2 separate regions of the Homo sapiens genome follow, and region 1 is linked to region 2. A link is a loop called in an ENCODE intact Hi-C map of the cell type or tissue named here. Cell type or tissue: GM12878. All regions are shown on one strand. Each heading gives the region's core, and the rest is flanking DNA. Links, peaks and the distances in the headings are about the cores only.

What was found. Peaks named below come from ENCODE experiments on the same cell type or tissue, not always from the same donor. Only the 100,000 strongest peaks of a DNase experiment are listed, where the experiment ranks them.
Region 1: it touches region 2 in a loop (2.2-fold over the local background); 3 of 110 quality-filtered maps call a loop at or near these places.

Annotation. Positions count from the first base shown.
Region 1 is chr20:33,171,675-33,180,006 of GRCh38, forward strand. It overlaps BPIFA2 (BPI fold containing family A member 2), which reads left to right. Exons shown (of 9, transcript NM_080574.4): 3 at 1,258-1,402; 4 at 2,405-2,512; 5 at 3,733-3,885; 6 at 6,473-6,554; 7 at 7,930-7,993. Among named protein-coding and RNA genes, the nearest start is that of BPIFA2, 7.7 kb to the left of the region's middle. RefSeq lists an enhancer at 5,947-6,448. In GM12878, for the core only: no CTCF peak of the experiment used is centred there; no DNase peak of the experiment used is centred there; H3K27me3 peaks cover 386 bases.
Region 2 is chr20:33,114,816-33,123,147 of GRCh38, forward strand. No RefSeq gene overlaps it. Among named protein-coding and RNA genes, the nearest start is that of BPIFB4, 39 kb to the left of the region's middle. RefSeq lists an enhancer at 4,883-5,142. In GM12878, for the core only: no CTCF peak of the experiment used is centred there; a DNase peak (open chromatin) is centred at 5,096; H3K27ac peaks cover 1,311 bases.

The sequences.
Region 1 (8,332 bases), core at 82-8,081, 57 kb after region 2:
AAACCACAATGAGATACCATCTCACACCAGTAAGAATGGCAATTATTAAAAAGTCAGGAAACAATAGATGTTGGCAAGGCTGTAGAGAAATAGGAACACTTTTGCCCTGTTGGTGGGACTGTAAATTAGTTCAACCATTGAGGAAGACAGTGTGGTGATTCCTCAAGGATCTAGAACCAGAAATACCATTTGACCCAGCAATCCCATTACTGGGTATATCCCCAGAGGAATATAAAACATTCTACTATAAAGACACATGTACACATATGTTTATTGCAGCACTATTTACAATAGCAAAGACATGGAACCAACCCAAATGCCCATCAATGATAGACTGGATAAAGAAAATGTGGTACATATACACCATGGAATACTATGCAGCCATAAAAAAGAATGAGATCATGTCCTCTGCAGGGACATGGATGAAGCCAGAAGCCATCATCCTCAGCAAACTAACACAGGAACAGAAAACCAAACACTGCATGTTCTCATTCATGAATGGGAGTTTAATGATGAGAACACATGGATGCAGGGAGGGGAACAACACACACTGGGGCCATTTGGGGGCTTGGGGGCAAGGTGGGGGAGAGAATTAGGACAAATACCTAATGCAGGTGGGGCTTAAAACCTAGATGACGGGTTGATAGGTGCGGCAAACTACCATGGCACATGTATACCTATGTAACAAACCTGCACATTCTGCACATGTATCCCGGAACTTAAAGTTAAAAAAAAAAAATTATTATTATTGCTCTGTGGACCTGCTGGAAAGCTGTCATTCTGGGACTCTCGTTTTCCAGTTTCATGGATTGGAGCCATTTTTTCTCCTGGATTCTAGATTTTTCATTTCTTGAGTGTATTCTCTCATTCTTTCTAGTTTTTCAAACTCACGTGAGCATCTCACTTAGCACAATGGACCCCTAAGTCACTCCTAGACACTGGTGTACAATCAATAGCAATTGCCTGGCCAACTGGTTGATTGCACTGTTGATAAATAATCAGTATATATTATTAATAGTACGGAGGCAGTATGGAGGAAACAAGAGTTCCCTGGCTGTGTGGCTAGACACGTTTCTTAACCATCTAGAGCCTTTATTTCCTTAGCTATAAAAAAGCAGACAGTGACAATATCTACTTCACTGAGTTGTTATAAAGATTAAATGAAATAACATAGGCAAACAGTCTTACCCGGTACCTGGAGCATCGTAGCTACTTCGTAAGTGGTGCGTGACACAAAATGGCGATTGTTTTTGGCAGGCATCCTTGAGAAACTGAAGGTCGACCTAGGAGTGCTTCAGAAATCCAGTGCTTGGCAACTGGCCAAGCAGAAGGCCCAGGAAGCTGAGAAATTGCTGAACAATGTCATTTCTAAGCTGCTTCCAACTAACACGGACATTTTTGGGTGAGTTGGTCCTTCAGGGTGGAGATCTTTGCTCTAAGGAAAGGGAAAACATATCTTTGAGGAGGTAAGTTTAAGATGAAAGACAGATGGACAAGCCTCATTCCCCTCCCACAGAGCCAAGGTGGTCTGAGCAAGGCCAGACCCACCAGAGCTTGAGTAAATTAGAGGCAGGGCTACAGAGTCAATCCGGGCATCTTATGGGTTCGGGCTTCCGCTTTCTTTAATTTCAGGGTCAGGGTGAAGGTTATATTTATCCTTACCTCTACCCATTTGCTGGTACACAAAGTCCCTTTCCAAGGAATAAAACTTCCCTTTTCCATATATAACTGGGGGTAAAAGCCCAGATCCCCTTAGGGGAAGGGAACTGGAGTCTTCGCCACATAACCCCAGGCAGTGGATCCACTCACATACTTTTATTATTATTATTGTTATTATTATTATTTTTTGAGATGGAGTTTCACTCTTGTTACCCAGGCTGGAGTGCAATGGCACAATCTTGGCTCACTACAGCCTCGCCTCCTGGGTTCAAGCGATTCTCCTGCCTCAGCCTCCTGAGTAGCTGGGATTAGAGGCATGCACCACCACGCCCGGCTAATTTTGTATATTTAGTAGACACAGGGTTTCTCCATGTTGGTCAGGCTGGTCTCGAACTCCCGACCTCAGGAGATCTGCCTGCCTTGGCCTCCCAAAGTGCTGGGATTACAGGCGTGAGTCACCGTGCCCGGTCCCACTCATGAACTTTTAAAGTCAGATAGTTCTGGCCTCAAAATCTGCCTCTGGCACTTACTCCCCTAGGAATCTGGGGGAAAATCACACCAGCCTGAGCCTCAGTGTGCTGTGCCATAAAATACAGAGAATCAAACCTCTGAACAGGGCTATAGTGAAGACTAAAGAAGGCAAGGCTGACGAGACCCAAACGCTCAGCTCGAGGCTGGCCCAGGGAAGTGGTTGGCAAGTGGCTGTCATGAGGAGTGACAAGGGTGAATTGTGGGTTTCACACAGGTTGAAAATCAGCAACTCCCTCATCCTGGATGTCAAAGCTGAACCGATCGATGATGGCAAAGGCCTTAACCTGAGCTTCCCTGTCACCGCGAATGTCACTGTGGCCGGGTGAGTATGCACTAGAATCTGAGATTTGGGAAAGGCAGTGCAACCTGGCCGATGGATGCCCAACCTGGGAATCGGGCACCTCCTCCCGCTGCTGGGTGAACTTGGGCCTCAGTTTCCCAATCTGTGAGTGAGAGAACCCTTCTGGGTCTAAGATCTTAACCCTTAAAATGTTCTAGAGAACTCTGGCCATAAGCAAGTGTCTTTTAAAAACAATGCTCCATTGAATATAGTTTTGAAATCATGACATTTATCTGGTTTTAAAATTTGAAAAGTTGAGATAACAAACATTTATCATTCTTTGGCAAAATTTCCTCCAGCATTATTTTGTCCCTCAAGATTCTCTCTAAGTTGCAGTGACCACTACAGAAAAATTCATACAATAATACACAGTGTATAATAAAGTGTGTGTGTGCAAAATATAAGTTTAAACTCTTTTAAGTTTAGCTGGGAGTGGTGGCTTATACCTGTAATCCCAGCAATTTGAGAAACTGAGGTGGGAGGATTGCTTGAGCTCAGGAGTTCGTGACCAGCCAGGACAATATGACAAAACCCTGTCTCTACAAAAAATACAAAAATTAACCAGGTGTGGCAGCACACGCCTGTAGTCCCAGCTACTTGGGAGGCTGAGGCAAGAGGATTGCTTGAGCCGGAGAGGTCGAGGCTGCAGTGAGCCGTGATTGCACCACTGCATTCCAGCCTGGGCGACAGAGTGAGACCCTGTCTCACAAAAAATAAAAAATTTTAATTTTAAAGGAGATAGACAAGAAATGAGCATGTGTGAAAGCACTTCTGTAAACTACATGCACTAATGATGCCACCCATTATTTAGCTATGAGATCTTGGGATAGTTACTTAACCTCTCTGTACCAAGGTTTCCTCATTCAGAAAATAGGGATAGTAATAAATGAATCCAGGTAAAATACTTTTTTAAAGTACCTACACATAAATTGTTGTCAATAAATGTTAACTATTATTATTTTACTTATTAGTGTAATGTTGTATAAAAAATTCATATGAGCTAAACCCAAGTGGCCAGGAGAAGAAGCCCCTAATATAAACATGTAAATCTCATAGAGGATATGGACCATGTTGATATTACCTGGGCCATGTTGACATTACACATAGACATTCTGACTCATGTCCACACAGGTGGAGGAACCCAACTGGGCAACAGGCAGGAACTTCTAGACTTTGTTCACTGTGCATCTTACTTCCTGCAGGCCCATCATTGGCCAGATTATCAACCTGAAAGCCTCCTTGGACCTCCTGACCGCAGTCACAATTGAAACTGATCCCCAGACACACCAGCCTGTTGCCGTCCTGGGAGAATGCGCCAGTGACCCAACCAGCATCTCACTTTCCTTGCTGGACAAGTAAGTCCCATTCATCTTAGTAGAGCTGGGCTCTCAGGGAACTTGAGGACCCCTAATTTCAGCTCTAGTCCTCTACCTAAGAGGAGGCCTAGTGGTGAAAGTGTTCAGGCTCTGGAGTCATGTTGACCTTGGTTTACACATCAGCTCTGCCACTAACTTGTAACTTTATCACCAACTTGACCCAGGCCTGTTTTCACATCTGTAAACTGGGGGTGTTCATAATAACTACTCATAGGCTTCTGAGATGACCAGATGAGAAAATACAAATATTTAGCACGCAGCCTGGAACATGCTGCCTCTCTGCCTGCTGGTTCTCTCCATTACTGAGACTGGAGTGTTGAGCTCCCCACCATAATCATGGATTTGTTCATTTCGCCTTTCAACTCGGTCAGTTTCTGCTTCATACCCTTTGGAGCTCTGTTGTTAGGTGCATGCACATTAGGATTGTTATGACTTCTTGGAGAATTGTCCACTTTATTGTTATGTAATGTCCCTCAATAATAATAATAATAATAACGATAAAATTATATTTACCTTCTTGCCTCCAGTTGGGAGGGAGAGGGGAGAGTAAGTGCCTGCCACGGGCTCTAATTTCAGATTGTCCCCAAATCATCCTCCACCCAGTGGAAATTTCCTGAAAGGAGATCTTGAAAACTTAATCCTCTCCATTTGACTCACTGATCCCTTTTAATCCACAAAATCTACATCTTAAGCTCTGTGCCTGAAAGAGCAGGTTTGACTCAGGCAAGAGGGTGGAAGGAGAAAGAGTGATGCTGGCCGATGGCTGGGAGAGGATGAATGACCCAGAAGCTGAGGGCTGGGGCTACTTGGCCTTGGCCAGGAGCAAGGCTGGGTCCTCAGCTCTCAGCCCCTGTGGCCATGAGCAGAGGACACTCCACTCGCCCTGCACTGAGGGATCTGAACACAGGTTGCTCAAAGACCCCTGAAAACCAAAGAAAGTTTCCATAGCCTGATGTGAGTTGCGAAGGCCGGGGTGTAAATTCAGAGGCTGGAGCCTGGCTGGGTGCTATCTTCCCAAGTAGCCTCAGGGACGCCATCCTGCTGCACTAGGTCTGTGCCCACATCTGTGAGATGGCACCACTCTGAGGCTCCAGATCCTCCCAGGGTCTTTCTTTGCACTTGTGGTTCAATCCCAAGTGCTCCCCATGGTCATGAAGGCTCTGTTTGATCTGGCCCCACCCTTGTATCCCTGTACCCTCCCCTTACTCACTGTGCCCAGATACAGTGGCCTTTGTGCCATGTCTCAGATAGGCTGTTTCTCAAGGCTCTTTCCCAGCTTAAGACCTTTGCCTGGGGTGCTCTGGCTACCTAGAGCACCTTCTTCTCACTCCACTTTGATGGACTTTTGCATCCTTCAGGGCCTTCCCAGGGCTCCTCCTATTCTCTCTCGTAAGAGTCTAACTCTTGCCTTTAAAGCACTCGTCACAAGTTCTCAATATATATTTAATTGTATGTTCACTTCTTTCATTCTTTCAGCCAAAAATGTATTGAGGCTGGGCACGATGGCTCCACACCGGTAATCCCAGCACTTTGGGAGGCTGAGGTGGGTGGATCACTTGAGGTCAGGAGTTCAAGACCAGCTTGGCCAACATGGCAAAATCCTGTCTCTACTAAAAATACAAAAATTAGCCGGGGGTGGTGGCGGTTTCCTGTAATCCCAGCTACTCGGGACGCTGAGGCACAAGCATTGCTTGAACCCAGGAGGCAGAGGTTGCAGTGAGCCGAGATCGTGCCACTGCACTCCAGTCTGGGTGACAGAGCAAGACATTGTCTCAAAAAAAAAAAAAAAAGTGTATTGAGCATCTGCTGTGTGCCAGGCAGGCACCATTCTGGGCTCTGGAGAACTGATTGGTGATGACAGACAAGGTCCCTGTTCTTGCGGAGCTTACCCAAGGGAAAGCTAAGCTGCCGTGGATCTGTGTCCACATCTGTGAAATGACACCACTCTACAGCTCCAAATCCTCTCAGCGCTTTTCTTTGCACTTTGGATCCAATCCAACCCAAATTCAGTCCATCGGTAAAGAACGCTCCAGGGAAATGAGTCCTGCAGAAAGCATTACCCTTAACTGGGCACTGTGATAGCAAAGCTCTCTCTTAGGTAAGCAGTCAGGGAGGGGTGCCCTGAGGAGGTGGCAATTATACTAAGAGTTGAAGGTGGGAGGAGCCAACTTTGGCAAGATTTGTTTAGGTACCACATCAGGGTATGTTTGGACCCTTAATGTTTAGGTACCAGGTTAGGGGATGTTTGTACTTTACTTATTCGGTATCCTCAGGGCCCAGCTAGGTTCCTGGTGCATAGCTGGTGCTCTGTAAATACGGGTTGAATGAGTGAACGAATAAGGTCTCTGCGCTGAGAATCTCATGAGGCACTGGGGTGAGCCGCTGGTCAGATGTGGGAGTCTAAGTGATGATCCATGTGGATGGGAGGCTCTGTCTGTTAAAGTGTCTCCATGTCCCTGGGGTTTATCTGACTCCACAGTATTTCCCGCACCGCCCCCAACTTTTTGGCAGTTCTCCCATCTCTTGCCCACTTGACCAGACTTTAATAGTTCCCTGTGTTTTCCAGACACAGCCAAATCATCAACAAGTTCGTGAATAGCGTGATCAACACGCTGAAAAGCACTGTATCCTCCCTGCTGCAGAAGGAGGTGAGTCTCCCACTCCTTGGAGCCCAGATCCAGGCCTGGTGGGGGCAGGTGGGGGAATTTGCAGGCCTGGCTGTATCCTCTGAGCACTTTTCCTTCGGAGGTGAAAGCTTCTCCTTAGGAGGTCAGCTGGAGCTTCCTCCTCTACTAATCAGCCTGGTGGGTAGCAGGGTAGAGCAGAGGCCTGACATTAGCTGAAATTGCCAGGTCCCAAACTTGAGCCTCTCACCATATCCACGCACTACCAATATGCTTTTGTAGCTAACATCTTCAACACAATTTTACTTAAATATGTTTCTTTAGAAGCATTTATTTTTAAAAATAAAACTTTATATCCCTATCATAAATAGAAAATTAATATCACATATCATACAATCAATGGACTTATAAAATAGTTTTAATTTTTTTTCCATCTGTGCATCATCCAAAACCATAGGTACCATGTGCAGGATTACTAGGCCCAAAGTTGCAGAGATTCTAAATCAGTCATTCTGGAAGCAGACCCAGGAATGTGGGTTTATAAAAGAAAAATCCTCCGGATGGCTCTGTGACCCACTGAACCGGAGTTTAGTTATATTCCAAAAGCGATCCTCCACCAGCTTCAGCCTCAGCTGGGTGCTTGATAGGAATGCGGAATCTCAGGCCACACCCCAGACCTGCTGAATTGCAATCTGCGGGGAACTGTGTACACACAGGAGCAAGAGATACTCCGCTCTACAACCTCAGGGCAAATGCCTCAGGGCACCATTTGACCCTTTAAAATTCCAGGGTTCCAAAGTTCAACATGGGAATGTTAACAATCTAGAATGTAGATTTTTGAGGTCCTAGAATTCTAGTGTTCTAAGGTGTTAGGATTCTAACACCCTAGGGTTTCCAGATTTAAGACTGCTGGGATCCCATTGTTCTAAAATCCTAAGGTTCAGGCCAGGCGCGGTGGCTTATGCCTGTAATCCCAGCTCTTTTGAAGGTCAAGGTGGGCAGATCACTTGAGGTCAGGAGTTCAAGACCAGCCTGGCTAACATGGTGAAACCCTGTCTCTACTGAAAATACAAAAATTAGCCAGGCATGGTGGCATGTGCCTGTGAACCCAGTTTCTTGAGAGGCTGAGGCAGGAGAATCACTTGAATCTGGGAGGCGGAGGTTGCAGTGAGCAGAAATCGTACCACTGTACTCCAGCCTGGGCAAGACAGTGAGATTCTGTCTCAGAAAAAAAAAAAAAAATACAATAAAACAAAATAAAATCCTAAGGTTCAAAGATTCTAAGATCCCTAGAAATGAGCTCATCTGTGGGTGGCAAGCAATTTGTTCTCAGCTGAGAAGAATGATCTGTTCTTCCTCCTACTCCTGACCCTCCTCTTCCTCCTTTCTCCGCTGTCAGATATGTCCACTGATCCGCATCTTCATCCACTCCCTGGATGTGAATGTCATTCAGCAGGTCGTCGGTAAGTCAATGGGGAAGTGGGGACCTTCTGAGGCAGGCATGGAGCTCTGTGCCCACCCCATAAGCAGTTCTGGTCAGGGGACCCTGGAGAAGCAGAAGGACCCACTGTCCTAAGCAAATTGGGAGCCATGGCTTCCCCTCCACAGGCACCCGGGGGCTCCCTTTGGCTTTTGGGTCTACAGGCATGGCTGGGGTTGCTGGGGAGAAATGGAGTAAGTAAAGCTGTCAAGACCCTGGAGGTGACCCTTCTATGAAAATAGCCACAAGTCAGCCAGGCGCAGTGGCTCACACTTGTAATCCTAGCACTTTGCGAGGCTGAGGTGGGCAGACCACTTGAGTT
Region 2 (8,332 bases), core at 270-8,269:
CAAGATCACGACATTGCACTCTAGCCTGGGTGACAGAGTGAGACTCCATCTCAAAAAAAAAAGAACAAGGCTAATCTTTCCTGAACATTAAAACTTTGCACCCGGTGCTCTCCCTCTCCCTCTCCCTCCCCCTCCCCCTCCCCCTCTCCCCACGGTCTCCCTCTCCCTCTCTTTCCAGGGTCTCCCTCTGATGCCGAGCCGAAGCTGGACTGTACTGCTGCCATCTCGGCTCACTGCAGCCTCCCTGCCTGATTCTCCTGCCTCAGCCCGCCCAGTGCCTGCTGTTGCAGGCGCGCGCCGCCACGCCTGACTGGTTTTCGTACTTTTTTGGTGCAGACGGGGTTTCGCTGTGTTGGCCGGGCTGGTCTCCAGCTCCTAACCGCGAGTGATCCGCCAGCCTCGGCCTCCCGAGGTGCCGGGATTGCAGACGGAGTCTGGTTCACTCAGTGCTCAATGGTGCCCAGGCTGGAGTGCAGTGGCGTGATCTCGGCTTGCTACAACCTCCACCTCCCAGCCGCCTGCCTTGGCCTCCCAAAGTGCCGAGATTGCAGCCTCTGCCCAGCCGCCACCCCATCTGGGAAGTGAGGAGCGTCTCTGCCTGGCCGCCCATCGTCTGGGACGTGAGGAGCCCCTCTGCCTGGCTGCCCAGTCTGGAAAGTGAGGAGCGTCTCTGCCCGGCCGCCATCCCATCTGGGAAGTGAAGAGCACCTCTTCCCGGCCGCCATCACATCTAGGAAGTGAGGAGCGTCTCTGCCCGGCGCCCATCGTCTGAGATGTGGGGAGCGCCTCTGCCCCGCCGCCCCGTCTGGGATGTGAGGAGCGCCTCTGCCCGGCCGAGACCCCGTCTGGGAGGTGAGGAGCGTCTCTGCCCGGCCGCCCCGTCTGAGAAGTGAGGAGACCCTCCGCGCGGCAGCCACCCCGTCTGGGAAGTGAGGAGCGTCTCCGCCCGGCAGCCACCCTGTCCGGGAGGGAGATGGGGGTCAGCCCCCGCCAGGCCAGCTGCCCCGTCCGGGAGGGAGGTGGGGGGGTCAGCCCCCTGCCCGGCCAGCCGCCCCGTCCGGGAGGTGAGGGGCGCCTCTGCCCAGCCGCCCCTACTGGGAGGTGAGGAGCCCCTCTGCCCGGCCACCACCCCGTCTGGGAGGTGTACCCAACAGCTCATTGAGAACGGGCCAGGATGACAATGGCGGTTTTGTGGAATAGAGAGGGGGGGAAAGGTGGGAAAAAGATTGAGAAATCGGATGGTTGCCGTGTCTGTGTAGAAAGAAGTAGACATGGGAGACTTTTCATTTAGTTCTGTACTAGGAAAAATTCTTCTGCCTTGGGAAACTGTTGATCTGTGACCTTACCCCCAACCCTGTGCTCTCTGAAACATGTGCTGTGTCCACTCAGGGTTAAATGGATTAAGGGCGGTGCAAGATGTGCTTTGTTAAACAGATGCTTGAAGGCAGCATGCTCGTTAAGAGTCATCACCACTCCCTAATCTCAAGTACCCAGGGACACAAACACTGCGGAAGGCCGCAGGGTCCTCTGCCTAGGAAAACCAGAGACCTTTGTTCACTTGTTTATCTGCTGACCTTCCCTCCACTATTGTCCTGTGACCCTGCCAAATCCCCCTCTGCGAGAAACACCCAAGAATGATCAATAAAAAAACAAAACAAAACAAAAAAAAACTTTGCACCCATATCAGTTTCTCTTCATGACCTAAAGGAAAAGATCTGAAATCAATTCAAATTATTAAGTGAATTGAATTTCTTTGGAAACAAACACCACTTAGAAAATCTTATTCTCATCTACTTTTCCAAATAACAAGATATATAATGTACTATTTCTGCTTAGAACTTATAAAAGTCTTTTATGTAATTTTTTTCACCAGGAACCCTAAAGCTCTCATAGCTCTCGGGAGCATCAGAAGTAGCAAAACCAATCAAATTTCAAATACCTGGTATCCTCTATCAATTTTTAGAGGCTTGATAATGGTAGCTTAGGAATTTTTGGATAAATAGAGCAGATAGTGAATTCTTGGAAATCCATAGGAAACAAAATGACTATTTATAGAACCAAATAAAAGCCTTCCGTTAGAAACTAAAAAAAATCAATGGTGTTTTATGTGTTTATATAAGCAAAATGCAAAGGAGAAAAAACAGCAAATAAATGAAAATTAGAAGAAAAAAAAACAAACAGGAAACCACTCCCCAATTTTTCTCTTACTTGGTTTACCCAGGAGGCTATAGTATTGCCCAGAGCCTACAAAAACAAATGATGAATATTTTGTTCCTGGTACACAATTTAATGTCTTTAAGTCCACCAATACCATTATGTATTTTTTGCAATTGAGAAATTCACTTTAGGTACATGACCAGTAAGTACTTTAGTGCTGAAACTGTCTATGCAGAATAGCAAAAATAGTGTGAAGCAATGCAAGCATATATGTGAAATTTGGCTCCATGCTAACTAAATCTGGCTTCATGCTTAACTTTATTAAAAAAGAATGGCCAAACTGCCAATGTATTTCTTTACAATATTTTTTATTTTACTTTCTTCAAGATTAAGAACTTTATGAACAGTGTTAATTCGCTGAATTTCTCCAATTTTCTATCAGCTTTTAAAGAATATTTTACTATCTAAGCTTTTTCAACTTTTTTTTTTTTTTTTAAATAACCAGTCATTTTACTTTAGGACAAAAATTTACCTTACAATTTACCATCCTTTCTCATATGAAAGTATTCTCTTTTCTTTATACCCTTCCTTACCAAAAACACATCTTCATATCTGTAACTTTCTTTTTTTTCTTTTTTTTTTTGAGAGGGAGTCTCACTCTGTAGCCCAGGCTGGAGTGCAGTGGCGCCATCTCGGCTCACTGCAAGCTCCGCCTCCCGGGTTCACGCTGTTCTCCTGCCTCAGCCTCCCGAGTAGCTGAGACTCCAGGCACCCGCCACCATGCCTGGCTAATTTTTTGTATGTTTAGTACAGACGGGGTTTCACCGTGTTAACCAGGATGGTCTTGATCTCCTGACCTTGTGATCCGCCCCCCTCGGCCTCCCAAAGTGCTGGGATTACAGGCGTGAGCCACCACGCCCAGCCCATATCTGTAACTTTCTTCACATCACTCTCCCCTACTTACTGATTCCTTACTACTTTGTTTCATGAATAACCTTTTCAAGTCCATATTTTGAATTAAACTTTAGATAACTTCTGAATTAAATAAAAATTATTATTTTTCTCACTAAAAAAAAAAAAATACAAAAATTAGCCAGGTATGGTGGCATGCCCCTGTAATCCCAGCTACTTGGGAGGCTGAGGCAGGAGAATTGCTTAAACCCAGGAGGCAAAGGTTGCAGTGAGCCAAGATCATGCCACTCTACTCCAGCCTGGGTGACAGTATGAGACACCATCTCAAAATAAATAAATAAAAAATAAAATAACCCATTTCATTTTCCACTGGGTCTGATTTCTCAAAAGTCAAATGACATGCTCATGTGTTCTTGTAAAGTGAAAAAATGGAAGGATTTGGGAGACCAGGGAAGGAGGAAGAGACTGGATTGGGCCAGATGAGAATTTGGGCAGAGCAGCATGGGGCTGAGTGCCCAGATGACGGTGGATGGTCAGGAAGGCTTGGAATTCTGGAGAAGAGGAGTGAAGCAGGATGTGATTAGTGCTGCTGACTCAGGAGAGGGGCCTCAACACCCAGCCTGATGGTCCAGGGCTCAGACCACACTGATCCATTCTTGCTCATGACAGTGGATCAAGCCATCACTGCACCCTGCATTGACAATGACAAAACCAAGTGAACGGTTGTTTTAAATTTAAACACAAGGAAAGCCTCACTGAGCATCTCCACCAGTTTGGGATGATACAGAGGTTTCACTGATGATCATAGATGCTCCTTAAAATGTCAGGATTCCAGCTGTCTGTGTGTAAGTGCTGTGGGCTCCTGGAAGCCCTGTGTGGCAGCAGATTTCATGGCAGAATATGCCATGTATCTCCGCTAATGTCTTAATTCAGTTGTAGATGACAAATAACAAACTCGAGCAGCCTCCTAAAGACTTCACTTAGTAGATGTTTCTGCTATTAATCCTGAGTAACAAACCATCTCAAAACTTAATAGCACAAAACACAATTTTAGCTTCCTCACAGATTCTGTGGGTCAGAACAGCTTATCTCTGCTCCAAGATGTCCGGGGTCCTCAGCTGGGAAGACTCAAACAACTCGGGGTGATTTGAGAGCAGGGGGTTGGAATCATTTGGAGTCTTCTTCACTCACCTGCCGGCTGGTTGATGTTGGCTGTCAGCTGTGACACCTACACATGGCCCCTCTGGGTACTGGGTACTGGTATCCCAAGGGAGCAAAATGGAAGCTGCATGGTACTTTTGTGATCTGGTTTTGGAAGTCACGTAGTGTCACTTCTGCTTATACACAGTTAGTCAAGGTGGTCACGAGAGCCTTTCTAGGTTCAACAAAGTGGCCACTTCATCAGTCTTATCACAATGGCATACAACCCTGATGTTACCGGTGGGCTGGGGGAGGTCCCCAAATGCCAATGGGACCTTGACTCCAGCCAGCATCCAGGCTCTTGACACCATTGCAAGAAGGAATTCAAGGATGAGTCAGAAAATAGTGAAAGTATGGAGATTTATTGCAAAGTGAAAAGTACTCACTCAAAAAAAGGGGAGTGCAGGTGCACTTAAGAGAGTCATGCGAGGGGCTTTGAGGCTGCTACCTTTGTGGATTTCTTTAATCAAGGGGTGGAATGTTCATAAAGATTCCTGAAAAAAAGTGGACATTTCAGAACTGTGGTGCCATTCATTTTTACACCAAATATGGATGTTCCTGGAACTGTCATGGTGCTGGTGGGTGTGTAATTTAGTATGTTAATGATCATATAATGAGGGCCTAGGTGAAACCTAGGTCAAATCCAGTGCCATGTTTGGTCCAGTTGGTCTTAGCCAGTTTGGTGCACACCATTTTTCACCATCTTATCAGCTATTTCAACAGTTTCATTTTACTAGTCATGTGAAACTGCTGCCTGGGATTTTCTGTTCTCTTGCAACCACCCTGTATTATTCATATCTCATTTTCAGTGACCCTAGCATCTCTGAAGTGGTTCACTTTGTTTCTTCTTAGCTTCACCACCCTGACCTTCAATCCCACACTGATAATCTTATTTGCAGGTTGACTACTAAAAAGAGTACTATGCTACTCCAGTCCTCCTATTTTTCAGATGAGGCAAGTGAGGTTCAGAAAGACAAAGAGCATCCCCCAGAAGCAGCAGGCTGGTGATTCCCAGGAAATACTTGGTTTCTTATTTCAACTGCATCAGAAGCCACCTCGATATTCAGTAGCTTAATAAACCCAACACTTTATTATTTTTCATGCTTCTGTGGATTAACTAGGTAGTTCTAAGTGTGGCGTTGGCTGGGGCACTGGGATAGCTGAACAGTCCAAATGACCTCACTCACACAGCTGGTAGTTTTGTCAGCCACTGTTTAGGAGCTCAGCTGGGACTCTTGGCTAGGGAGCCTCTGTTCTCCTCCACATAACTGCTTGAGTTTCCTCCTATTATGGTGGCTGGGTTCAAAACAAAGACATTCCAGAATGGCGAAGGTGAAAGCTACAGATTTCTTAAGGCCTAGCCTTGGAAGTTATACAGTGTCAATTCTACTATTATTTTTGTCAAAATAGCCCATGAGTCAGCCCAGATTCAAGGAGACAGGAAGTGGACTCCACCCAGCAATGGAATGAGTGGCAAAGAATATGTGATCATCTTTAATTCACCACAGGTTCTCCAGTTGGTAGTGAAGCAGGTGAGCAAAGTTGAAGGCCCAGGTGTCAATCCCAGAGTGGTTTGTAAACATGAGGAACAACTAATGACCAACAGGAGGAGGATAGTTAAAATAATTATGTTCAATATATGCGGTGGAGTACTCTATCACTGTTAACAAAAGACACAGAAACGTATTTGTAATACATTGCTACATGAAAAAAGAGCTTATAAAAACACTGTGCAGGGCATAATCCCATTTTTATTTAGGGAAAATTTTACCCAACTTTACCTGTATGTGCACAGAAAAGCTTCTGAAAGAAGATACACCATCATTCTTGTGGTGGTTATCTCAGAGGGTGACATTGATTTCTTTTTTTCTTCTAGCGAATTTGTACCTTCTTTAAAAAATTACCACAGAAATTGATTTTTTTAAATAAAAAAGAAATTCCCAAAGGGCACCAAAACAACCCAGTTATTCTCTCTGGGAATTGCAGCCAGGCACTGCGCCTGAGGCCTTCCCTTCAGTGTAGCCCTCACTAGTGTCAGTGCGGCCCCAGCTCAAGAGAGCCTCTTTGAGTAAAGACTTCCCAAGGCCTCTTCTCCTGCCCTGTGCTCCCAGCCAGGATCCTCTCCCAGTGACTTGGGAGTCTTGGACAAGGCAGCACCCACAGCTCAACCTAGGGGCTCTTTGGGTGAGAAAATCCTTGTGCCTTTTGGTGTTAGTGGGTTAGTTTTTGGATTAGGTGAAGTGACCTCTTGAGTGTAAATTCACGGACACAGGTCAGGTGTGACAGAGAGGAGGGTAAATGGGAAGGAGCTAGTGTTTATTAAATGCCTAGCAAGTGCAAGAGCAGTGCCAGGCATTGCCCATTGATACGGTTTCGCTGTGTCCCCACCACAATTTCAACTTGAATTGTATCTCCCAGAATTCTCACATGTTGTGGAAGGAACCCAAAGGGAGGTAATTGAATCATGGGGGCTGGTCTTTCCTGTGCTATTCTCGTAATAGTGAATAAGTCCCACGAGATCTGATGGGTGTATCAGGGGTTTCCACTTTTGCTTCTTCCTCATTCTCTCTTGCCACCGCCATGTAAGCAGTACCTTTCACCTTCTGCCATGATTCTGAGGCCTCCCTAACCATGTGGACCTGTAAGTTCAATTAAACTTCTTTTTCTTCCCAGTCTCAAGTATGTCTGTATCAGCAGTGTGAAAACAGACTAATACAGTAAATTGGTACCTGTAGAGTGGTGTGTTGCTGAAAAGGTATCCGAAAATGTGGAAGCGACTTTGCAACTGGGTCATAGGCAGAGCCTGCAACAGTTTGGAGGGCTCAGAAGAAGACAGGAAAATGTGGGAAAGTGGAAATTCCTAGAGACTTGTTGAATGGCTTTGCCCAAAATGCTGATAGTAATGTGGACAATAAGGTCCAGGCTAAGGTGGTCTCAGATGGAGCTGAGGAACTTGTTGGGAATTGAAGTAAAGGTAACTGTTGTTATGTTTTAGCAGAGACTGGCAGTATTTTGCCCCTGCCCTCAGAGATTTGTGGAACTTTGAACTTGAGAAAGATGGTTTAGGGTTATCTGGAGGAAGAAATTTCTAAGAAGCAAAGCATTCAAGAGGTGACTTGGGTACTGTTAAAGGCATTCAGATTTATAAGGGAAGCAGAGCATAAAAGTTTGGAAAATTTGCAGCCTGATTATGTGATAGAAAAGAAAAATCCATTTTCTGGGGAGAAATTCAAGCTGGTTGCAGAAATTTGTATAAGTAGCAAGGAGCCTAATGTTAATCCCCAAGGCCATGGGGAAAATGTCTCCAGGCCATGTCAGAGACCTTCATGGCAGCCCCTCCCATCACAGGCCCAGGGTCTCAGGAGGAAAAAATGGTTTTGTGGGCTGGGCCCAGGGTCCCTGTGCTGTGTGCAGCCTGGGGACTTGGGGCCTTGCATCCCAGCCACTCCAGCTGTGGCTGAAAGGGGCCAACATACAGCTTGGGCTGTGGCTTCAGAGGGTGGAAGCCCAAGCCTTGGCAGCTTCCACATGGTGTTGAGCCTGCAGGTGCACAGAAGTCAAGAATTAAGGTTTGGGAACCTCCACCTAGATTTCAGAAGATGTATGGAAACGCCTGGATGCTCAGACAAAAGTTTGCTGTAGGGGTGGTGCCCTCATAGAGAACCTCACTAGGGCAGTGCAGAAGGGAAATGTGGGGTCAGAGCCCCCACACAGAGTCCCTACTGTGGCACTGCCTAGTGATGCTGTGAGAAGAGGGCCACCGTCCTTCAGACCCCAGAATGGTAGTTCCACTGACAGCTTGCATCATGCACCTGGAAAAGCCACAGACACTCAATGCCAGCTCATGAAAGCAGCTTGGAGGGAGGCTGTACCCTGCAAAGCCACAGAGGTGGAGCTGCCCAAGACCGTGGGAACCCACTTCTTCCATCAGTGTGACCTGGATGTGAGACATGGAGTCAAAGGAGATCATTTTGGAGCTTTGAAATTTGACTTCCCCACTAGATTTCAGACCTGCATGGACCATGTAACCCCTTTGTTTTGGCCAACTTCTCCCATTTGGAAT